2 separate regions of the Mus musculus genome follow, and region 1 is linked to region 2. Evidence: chromatin loops called from intact Hi-C (ENCODE). Cell type or tissue: heart. All regions are shown on one strand. Each heading gives the region's core, and the rest is flanking DNA. Links, peaks and the distances in the headings are about the cores only. Region 1 has its middle 12 kb from the start of Platr21. Region 2 overlaps Pwwp3b (PWWP domain containing 3B).

Region 1 (5,383 bases), core at 287-5,286, 150 kb after region 2:
AGAAGTGCAGTTACTTCAAAATCATGTCTCCACCTACTTTCTGAAATCCTGAGCACGTTATGGGGGCTCAGAGATATGCCTCTTATAGCCATTCCCGGCTCCCTGGGGCTCCAGCAAATCTAAGCATTTTTGCCACCGCAGGGGTTAGGAGAAAGTTTAGGAAAGCTTCCCAATGCGTTTTATGGTGAGGATTTGATTCAGCAGGAATTCTCCATCTGGACAGTACTCCCAAGAGTACTTTGACATTTTTCATAGTGCTTTTTCGCCCCAAGTGTACACCCCCAAGACAAAGCTTGGAGAACTGTAGAGTAACTTCAGTGATTATGGTCACCCCAAGATGAAACCTTATCTTTTATCCAGGAAGTGCAAAATTGAAGTGAAAGTTCTTTACTAACACTGTAGAGGGGGTGGGAGGAAGGCAAAGGTCAACAGATAGGTTCTTCAAGAAAGTACCTAGCAAACCAGGGCATTCCAATGGCCTGCTGTTCTAGCTCCATCATGTGGAAAGGCCTGGCATTTTTATCTGTCACTGTAAAAAACATGCTGGAAAAAAAAAAGCCCAACACTTTATTATGAACCAACACAAAAGACCATATGCTCTAGGAACACAAACTCACATTAAGTACATGAGCTCTAGATAAACATGGTTTCCTCTATAAATGGATTACGCAAGTCTTTTATAGTCTCAAGAAGGAAGGAGATGAAGTCATCAGGGAGATAAACTACAAAACCATGAGGCCATCCTTCTCAAGGTTCAGGTAGCCTCTCCTCCCCAGTTGTTGGGAGAGGAAGGTCATTCTTTATGTAGGATGTGGCTATTGGTAAGTTTCCTGTACTCCAGTGGATGGCCCCACACCCATGCACACATGGGCAGCGCTACCTATACTGTATTATTAGAAAAAAATGAAAGCACTCTTGTTGGGGGTATATAGAAGTAGTTGAGGGGGCATGGGATTATATATGATCATATTCTATTGGCTACTCACATGAACATCTCAAAAAAATTTTTTTAAGATTTAAATACAGGTCATAGGTCATTGAGCCTAACATACATCACAAATTCCAGAGTGAAGTCATAGAAAACAGTAAGGCAGACACAGAGGCCAGTGAGAACTGGCTTACAGAGGAGCCTAAGGAGTCCAACACAATTCAAGTTTCTTTGTTTATAAGGCTCCCTTCCTTGGGGGTTCTCATTCAGGAAATGTAAACAGTTAGGAAACACACCACATGGTGTCTCTGGAAGGATTACAGTTCACAAACTAGAAGGCTCTTGCCACTACTGTGAATACTGCCCTCATGGACCAGAGGATGAAAAAAATCTCTCTACTTAATTCTATAATCTGTGGGGTTTTTTTGTTTTTGTTGTTGTTGTTGTCGCTGTTTTTGCCTATCGCAAAGCAATTCAGGAGGGGGCCTTTCCAGAGCCTTGCATAAAATGAATGATGAACAATATAGACCCATAGTGTTCACTATTGTTAGTCCTCCTAAGGCATGTATGTGGAAAGCTTGAAATCCAAGTGGACTTAAAGTTCGTTTTTTTTTTGTTAGCTCAACTGTTCAAACGGAAACATGTCCTCTTCTCCTCTTTGCTCAGTAGTAGGTGAAAGTAATTAAGCTTGACTGTGCCTTGCTCTGATGGCCAATTCTAATTGTCAATTTATTTGGATTAAGAAATGCCTAGGAGGAATGGCAACATGGCTCCCTGGTTAAGAGCACATACTATTCTTCCAGGGGACTTGAGTAAGATTTCCAGTAACCATGTTAGATAGCTCACAACCATCTATAAATCTCAGCCCCAGGGTGATCCTATACTTCTGGCTTTTGGAGACACTCGAATTCATCTGCTTATACACCCATACACACATAATTTAAAAAAGAAATATGTTCTACACACAAATGGCCAGGAGTGTTCATTAAGCATATTTGGAATTAATTTCTAGAGAGGCGTTTTAACTGATGTGGAAAGACCTCCTAAGAATGTGAGTGACAGGATTCCTTGGCCTGGAGGACCAGAGAAGAAAATGTGTAGAACACTAGCATCTCCCTTTGTCTGGTTCCTGATTCTCCCAGATGTCAGTGAACAGCCTTATGCTTCTGCAGCTACAGCCACAAGCTACTCCCACTATGCTTTTTCACTATGATGGACTATATCCTCAGACCATGAGCCCAACTAAATTCTTCCTTTAAGCTGCTCCTTATCCTGCATTTAGTCAGACCAATGAGACTATTAAGCAAACTATCTACAACTGCAAACTCTCATTGACTAGGAACTATCTGAGCTGGCAGTTTTGCACAGCTTAGGATTTTTACTGTTGATGAGCCATTTTTAAATGACTTGACTTTTGTAAACAAGTGCTGCGTGCCTTCCTGCCTTTAAAAAGGCAGTGAATGGCTTTTATACGTCGTCTTCATTCCCCTTATTCTTGCAGCAAATGCTTCTCTGCCACTTAAATGCAAGAGAAGAAAAAGAACTCAGGGGAGCCCATATGCCACTGGTCATATCCTGGCCACCCAAGTATCACTGAACACAGAAGTCTTATCCATCAGAAATGGGACAGTTTTTAGGTCATTCTCCTAAGTACCCGAGTTATACACATGGAAAAAACTGAATCCTAGAGAAGGAAGAAAAAAAAAAGAATTGGTTCAAGATTTCTAAGCAGCAGAGGTCAAAATTAGCGTCTTGTAATATGACTAGATTTGCCTACTTCAGACACATCTTTGGCTAGTATTTCTGGGAACCACCAGCAGGTGGGGGTAGATTTGTTTGAAATCAGGCTGTTCTGTTTGGAGCATCCTGAAATCACATCCCATAATCAGACCCACATTTATTAGACAAAACTTAGCTGAAGCCCCCCCCCCTTTTTTTACTTGTAGGTGTCCTCGTAACTATAAAGGTTGCCCCAAAGTAGATGACAATGATAAATTCAATTTCAAAACTTCGTAGCCCAAATTCACATAGCAAATGGCCCAAAACTCAGAGAAAAATACAAACAGGCCAGTATAACTTGTAGGAGTTGAACTTCTGTCTAGTTAATTTATTAGGATATCCAAATTGAATAGACTTAAATCTGAGTTTTGATTTATGTTATAAAAGAAAGAGGACTAGTATAGGAGTTCCTCCGATCTGGGTTCTGACTTCCTTCTTACAAGAAGTTAAGACAGACAACATATAGAAATCCTTCAGAGGCAAGACAGGAAACACTATCTGACCTAGCCAGAGCCACACATCCCCCACGCAGTAAATGCTTATTCTGTGAACCAATAAAGTAGGAAAAGGGAGTTTTTAGTCCAACCACCCAAACTGAAGAATTTGATTTCTATTTTAAAGCTAAAAGCGAACTTTTAAAGATTTCTACTTGTCCCTTGAAAAATAACATTATCTAAGTGCTAAGTGGTATCTTTTTTTTTTTAAAAAGATTTATTTACTTATTTTATGTATGCGAATACACCATCATTCTCTTCAGACACACCAGAAGAGGGTATCAGACCCCATTACAGATGGTTGTGAGCTACCATGTGATTGTTGGGAATTGAACTCAGGACCTCTGGAAGGCCAGTCAGTGCTCTTAACTGCTGAGCCATCTCTCCAGCCCTTTTAAGTGGTATCTTAGAAAGAGGCTTTAGCTACTTTGTGGAGAGCAACTGGAAGGAAGACATACTCCAGAAAAGGACAGGGGTTAGCACAACAGCACACAAATTGCCTTATAGGAGTCTTGGGCTCCTTAATATGGTTAAACTGTTGCAATGAATATAACTACAAACTAGACAGAATATAAAAGAAATGCATTAAGAACTAAGAAGTGGTTAAATGGAACTAAACAACGAGAGCCAGAAAGCTCCAGTACTGAAATCTTCTTTTCCCTAAGGGCATTTGCCGATTCCAGAAAAACGAGTTCAGAAACTGGGCTGTAATTTCTGTGGCCTTCTGCACAGAAGGGACAGAATTTGTAGCTCCAGGCCCAGAGGAGCCTCGTATCTTTTAGACCAGCAGCTGCTTTCGGCTCTGACTCTGGGTAGCTTCCTCCATGGAAAAGTGGTGAGCCAACCTTTTTACAAATTTATTGGCTAGCTGTCCCCTTACCAAGAAAGTCCATAGAACCTCAAGTCGCAAGCGGAATGCTTAGATGGTAGAATCCCTAGGTGTTGCTTTCTTAGGCTCAGTGGGTAAAGGAACATGTTTAGAGGGTCCCAGAGCCCACATGATAAAAGCAGAGAATAAATACCTGAAGGTAATCCTCTATCACATACACTCTGCAGCATGAGTAAACACACACACACACACATACACACACACACACACACACACACACACACACACACATACACACACACACACACACACACACACACACACACACACACACACACACCCCAAGCTGTCCTTAAACTTGTGATTGTCCAAGCCCAACTTTGTAAGTGCTTATACTATGGGCATGCGCCACCATCCCTAGCTAATGCTTAATCGTCATATGATTTCTGTTTGTTCTGCTGACCACCCAACGTTAAATCTGGTCCTAAGTGAAAACTACATAAAAGTGATCATGCTTTATGGTTTGTATGCGCTCTTACTACATCTTTACAACTTCAGTCTTGGCCATGTTTACGCATTCTCCTGGGCTCTCTGTGCCCAGCTGATGTCTAGTTCCCAGAGTTTTATATTTGGATAAGAAGCTAAAAATGCAATCGTCTCACTTGAGGGAGGGAGTTCTTTCCTATGGAGAGGTGTTCATACAAGCACTCAATGGCCACTTCAGAATGGCCACTCTGCGCCCTGTCATTTGTTACTTTGTGGGCTCTTTAATCCTCTGAATCTCAACTTTTCAGATAGCGATCTAAGCTGAAAGGGGCTCTCTTTGATTTTCCAAAGAGAATTTCAAGAGTTTTTATTTTCCATCAGGCATTCATCTGTTTTAAAAGACAATATTTTAGGTAGTTGTAAACAACAACACTACCAACAACAACAACAACAACAAAACAGCCATATAACTACCATAGCAAACTGTGTTCAAGACAACTGATTTCACAGTGTTGTGCTCTGACTTTCACACACATTGTTGTGTCACATATATATCGTACACACACATGCACACACTCTTGCACACACAGAGACACGCTGTGTGCACGCACAAACATTTTTGTTTAATATTAGATGAAAGCTGTCTCAAAGAAAATACATTGAGAAGGCAGAATTGCTCTCTGTGTCTCTGTCCTGTCTCTCTGTCTGTCTCTCTGGTGTGTGTGTGTGTGTGTGTGTGTGTGTGTGTGTGTGTGTGTGTGTATTGACTGAGAACAAGCCAGCCAGAAGACTGTCTAACAATGAAACTGTTACGTGTTTTTTGAGTGAAAGATAACTAAATAAAAAGGAAGGACGTGACTACTCCTA
Region 2 (5,383 bases), core at 198-5,197:
ATAAGACTTGATTATACCCACACACTGTCATATACACCACACACACTCACGCACACACATAAACAACACATTCTCACACACACACCCCACACACAAACGCATACACACACGTGCCCCACACACATAAACAACACATTCTCACAATCACAAACACATATACATACGTGCCCCACACACACTCATATACACACACACACACACACATAAACAACACATTCACACACACAAACACATACACACACATGCCCCCCACACACTCATATGCACACACTCATAAACAGTACACACATTCACACACACACACACACCACAGCAAGTGGTGGGGGAAGCATATAATCTCAGGACCAGGAAAATTAATCTTTCAAAGACTTAATTTTCCCCCAAATAAGGTATTATTAATTCACCTCAATCACGAAGAAGGGCATGGCAAATATTTTAAATACATTTTGAGCCGCTGGATCTTAATTTAGTTTGCAGAAATAAAATGGCAGAATAAACAAAACAAAACATTTATGTGTTGCAAAAAGCTATTCTTATGTAGGTCTTCAGTTTATGTTAAAGGCATTTCTGCAGTGTTTTCGGGGAGGGGATCGCCCACCCTGGCGCTCTGACTGCAAAGTAAAGGACACATGTTGCCTTTTCTGCTTTCCAGTTTGAAAAAAAAAAAAAAAAGCACGTTGCTTTTTTCAGACTGAAACAAGTCTGAGTTGGAGCTGGTGGCTTTCGCCCCTCCCCGAGGGGCTCTTCCCCTGCAGCCCCCAGCATGCGAAGGGGAGGAGCTTATGCCTGCTTGTGGGAAGCGCGCAGCAGCGCTCGTCCTGGGGGAGGGGCTGCACTTCTCCAGGCGGCAGCAGCAGACTAGGAGCTAGGAGGTAATGGCTGTCTTAAAGCCCGTTATTTTCTGGCAATTTCGTCGCGCTTCGGTGGGAAGGTGGAAAAAGAAAATAGAGATTATTGCCGGGGAGAGGTGGGAATGCAATAATGTTTTGATAGATCTGTCCTAACTCGGGTGGAATTAATCTTGTGGAATTTGGGGTTTTCGGATAATTTGAAAGTCCATAGTGTGGGGAGAGGTGATCAGATTGCAGCTTCTAAAATAAGACTTCAGTGAGGCATGCCGTTCATGTTCATTTTCTTACGTGGCATTCCATGTTTTTGTCTCCGGTACAGTTTTTTTTTTTTTAATCGGATTTTGTTTTAAACATTTGCATTCTGCCAAAAAACTGGCAGAAAACGCAAACATAAAATGAATGACATAGAAAGATACATGGGCTTGGAAGGAGATTTAGATACGCTGTTGAGTGATATCACTTGTAAAAAAAAAAATGCGTGTTTTCCTGACTGGGGGCGGGGGCGGGAAACTAGACTCCTTGTGTCTCCCACTGTTTGGGTGTAGTTGGTGGTGGCAGAAGTGAGACATAACCTTTCCTTTATATTTTAACTGCTTTCAGCATTTTCAGAATTGCTTTATTCCCTGATAATTTTTATAATTAGAAAAGCAAAATGATGCTGAGATAGCAGACTATTTTATTTCAAACACACTCGTGCGCGCGCACACACACATACACACACACACACACACACACAAGTCCACACAGAGATACGTGCTCTCATAACCCTTTCTTTTTGCTGAGAGAGGAATTTTTTTTCTGGACCCAGTCAAGCAAGGAGCCAAGTTGGGTAGACTACAGCCCTGCGTGTATCCTGCTTGTGAGGGCGCCTCTCAGGCCACAGGTAGAGAGAGCAGTGAACCGTAAGAACCATTCTTTTCTTTCTTTCTTTTCTTTTTTTCTGTGTTATCTCAGTTTAAAAGCGAGCTCGGGGACTTGGTTTAACTCTCTAAGCAGTTTTAAAAGTGTTCTGCAGCACGATACTTCAATCCTATGGAATGTCCCAATACTGCCAAATAAAGGTCTGAAGCTGTGCTTTGACAAGCTGTCTCCAAAGTACAAGTCGGTGGAAGAAAGTAAGTTTAGAATGCCTTCAGTGTTGTAAGTTATTTAAAGAGAAAAACTATGATTAACAAAGTGTGTGTCAGCAAATCAGGGAAAAAAAAGGCGGGGTGGTGATCTTCTAATGGAATTTGTATGTGATGGGGTAGAAGCAGTCTTAACCATCTCTGTTTTAAAGTAGCCCCTGTTTGTTTGTTTTGTTCTGTTTTGTTTTGAAACAGGCTCTCTATAGACCAGGCTTCCCTGGAGCTATGGAGTTCTAGGCTGCCTTTTTAACAGTCCTCATGCCTCAGCCCATTGAATGATGAGAATGTAGGCATGAACAAACGTGCTGGACTTAAAATCATCTTTAATTTGCATTTAGTCACTTTGCAATAATATTGAAAAAAACTTGGAATAACATGCTTCAAAGTTGGGGCAGGGGATAGAATTTAAAACAGTGCATTATAATGAACCAAACTGGCTGCCAGGTATGGTGTCTTGTATCTGTAATCCCAGCATTCAAGAGCCTACGGCAGGAGGATTGCCTTGAGTTTTAAAGTTAACTTGTGATGTGCAGATCAGCCTGGGTTGCAGAACAGCCCCCTGATTAAAAGAGCCAAAACAAACAAAAAAGCTGTTTTCTAATAATATGTATGAATATATACACTCTACAGGCAATTATTAGTAGAGTTAATCTTTCCAAAATTATACTTTTTGTAGCTTCCCCATATTTAATATTTTCAGTAGACATGACATTTATCTATAGTAAAGACTTTTGTAAGTAGAGACATTTGGATTCCACCTTTTGTGCAATGTATAACAAAGCTCTGATTTTCAGCCTGGTATATTCTAGAAGCCTGAGAAAGCTGCTGGCTGGCAAGATGTAGTTCCCACCCTTCTCACAAGGACATGGTAGTGACAGTTCTGCTTCTGGACACAAGATGGCGCTTGCCAGATAGCTTAATTCTTCTCCAGACAAGTGTTTTTATGAAGTGAGCAAACAAAACAGTGAAACACATTTTGTATTATTAAAGTGTAAGGCAGCAAGTAGTATATAATGGGAATTCATTTGAAAACCTCTTTGTGTGTGAGGAAGACAAAGCCCCATCGAAGACTGATGTGAGGGCTCTAAACATTTCAAATGGAGGTCATATGCTCTGGCTCATAGTTATTTCCGTTCTCTTCTGTCTCTGCCTGGTCATTTTCTGTTAGCAAAATGGCATGCCTACAACAGTCTTGATAGGGAATTTTATTTACACTTTTTATCCATTTTAAGAGTTTGATTCTCTGCTCCTTTTTGGCACCATCTCAGCTAATACCACATTTGCAAGTGGCATGAGCAGTGCACCTGTGGTCCATGTGAGCACGAGAAAGCCTGTGCAATGGCAGAAATGCCCAGCAGAGTCCAGACTCTGCTGGGAAAGCAGCTGGAGTGAGAAGCAAGACAGCTGGATCACAGGCCCAGACCACCACAGGTCACGTGACAGAGGGTACAAGCCCTCCATTTCATGAAACAGTTCATGTGAAAAACATAGGAAGTTGAAGAGTCGAAGTAGGGTTTCTTTTGTTTCTGGTTCGGTAGCCATGACATAGCAAATGAAAAAGCACACATTGTAATGCTGGGAAAGAAAGAAGTACAGGTGGTTCTCTATGGCCAATGATTCCATTTGAGTTTCTTCAGCTTTATTCTGCTTCAGAAAACACTGGCCCTCAGTAGGAAGTATGCTTTGAATCTGTTTCTTTTCCTAGACTTGGACTACTGTGTAGTGCCACTCAACTTTCTTGTCAATGCAGGGTAGCAGCAGTGGGCCACAGCTTTCAAATTACTCAAAGTGCTGTTTCCCTTTTGGCACAGCCTCAGTTAATATCACAATTGCAAGTGATGTAGGCAGTGGCCTGTGATCCATTTTGAGCCCCCCCTCCCTAAAAAAAATGTCAGTGCAAATGCAGGTGTGTCCAGCAGAGTAAAGGCTCCACTGGAACTCAGCTGGAGTGAGAATCAAGACAACGTTCAGTCATGTGGTCATGACAGGAAACTGTTTGGGGCAGAGCACTGTTGCCAGTGCTCTTTTTGTTTGTTTGCTCCCTTGTTTATTTTGTGTGTGTGGGGGGGGGGTTGTCTGTGTGACACCTATGTGTAATACCCTTGAAGACAAAGGAAGGTGATGAGCCCCTGGCACAGGAGTTAGAAATGGTTTGTGAACCACCATGTGGCTGCTGGGATTCAAGCCCAGGACCTTTGAAAAAAATAGCCAGTGCATTTAACCATTCCTCCAGCCCCCTGTGGTTTGTTTTTTTGAGATAAGGTCTTACTCTATAGTCCAGGCCAGCCTGATACTGGCTATGTAGACTAGATTGGTCTAGAATTTACAGCCCTCTGCCTGTCTCTGCTTCCTTACTGCTGGAATTATATGGAACCACAGCCATCTCTACTAGTGATTCTGGAGTGAGAGAGGGGGCAGTGTGTGTCTCTCTGTGTGTGTGTCTGTGTGTATGTGTGTGTCTGTCTGTATGTGTGTTTATCCTAGTATGTCCACACAACAACTCAAATGTGGTTTAACTGTGATGGTTTCAAGGTCTAATGAATTCCTTTGAATGTGACTGTAAGTTGAGGAAAATGTATGTTAAAACTCTACAATGACATTAGAAAAATATTCACAATGATAGCTACTTTTGGAAGTCTGTCGTGTCCAAGCCAACCATATGACTCACAAGAAAAGCTTGGAAAGCACCCTGACAATTCGTAGCTATGTCAGTCATTCCAAACCTCTGACTGTCATCCTCTTAATGATAGTTTACTATGTTATCTGGGCCAGCGGGAGGAGACACAGACCCTGAATTCTATCAGGCTGATATGGGTAGATAAAGAGTTCTGGCAATTTACCCAAGTTAAAAGAGCAATCCCTAGACTAAACTGTGAAAGCTGCAAGACTACCCAAGTAATCACGGAAATGGTATCCCTGATGGAGTCCCTGCGCCCCTGCCTGTCTCCCATTTGTCAGCAGCACACATACTCATTCCCTTCATACAGTGGCTGCAATGAACCTAGGTCCTAGCACATTAGAAAAGTACCTTTGTAAAATAATTTAAATAATCTTCCTAGCCACAGACTTAGGTCTTGACCTAGTGCCTATAATTTTTTCTTTATTTTTAAAAGATTTATTTGTGTGTGTGTGTGTGTGTGTGTGTGTGTGTGTGTGTGTGTGTGTGTGTGTATGCATGCGTGTCCGTGTCCATGGAAGCCAAAAAAGGGATGTTGGATTTCCTAGAGCTGGAGTTGTAGGCAGTTGTGAGCTTCCTGATATTGTGCTGGGAAAATGAACTCAGATTAGCTGAAAGAGCAGCAGGCATTATAAACTGCTGAAACAGTCCTCCACCCTCCCCAACTCTTTTTTAAACCACTATCTTCTAGTTTCATACATTCAAGTCACTTACTCAAGCTTTTTTAT

The links. Hi-C counts contacts between places; a loop is a spot of excess contacts. Peaks named below come from ENCODE experiments on the same cell type or tissue, not always from the same donor. Only the 100,000 strongest peaks of a DNase experiment are listed, where the experiment ranks them.
Region 1: it touches region 2 in a loop (6-fold over the local background); 7 of 42 quality-filtered maps call a loop at or near these places.

Annotation. Positions count from the first base shown.
Region 1 is chrX:139,366,579-139,371,961 of GRCm38, forward strand. No RefSeq gene overlaps it. Among named protein-coding and RNA genes, the nearest start is that of Platr21, 12 kb to the left of the region's middle. In heart, for the core only: CTCF peaks have their summits at 507 (motif pointing left) and 2,735 (motif pointing right); no DNase peak of the experiment used is centred there.
Region 2 is chrX:139,216,343-139,221,725 of GRCm38, forward strand. All of the region lies in intron 4 of Pwwp3b (PWWP domain containing 3B), which reads left to right. Among named protein-coding and RNA genes, the nearest start is that of Pwwp3b, 9.0 kb to the left of the region's middle. In heart, for the core only: a CTCF peak has its summit at 2,870 (motif pointing right); no DNase peak of the experiment used is centred there; H3K4me3 peaks cover 1,748 bases; H3K27ac peaks cover 1,568 bases.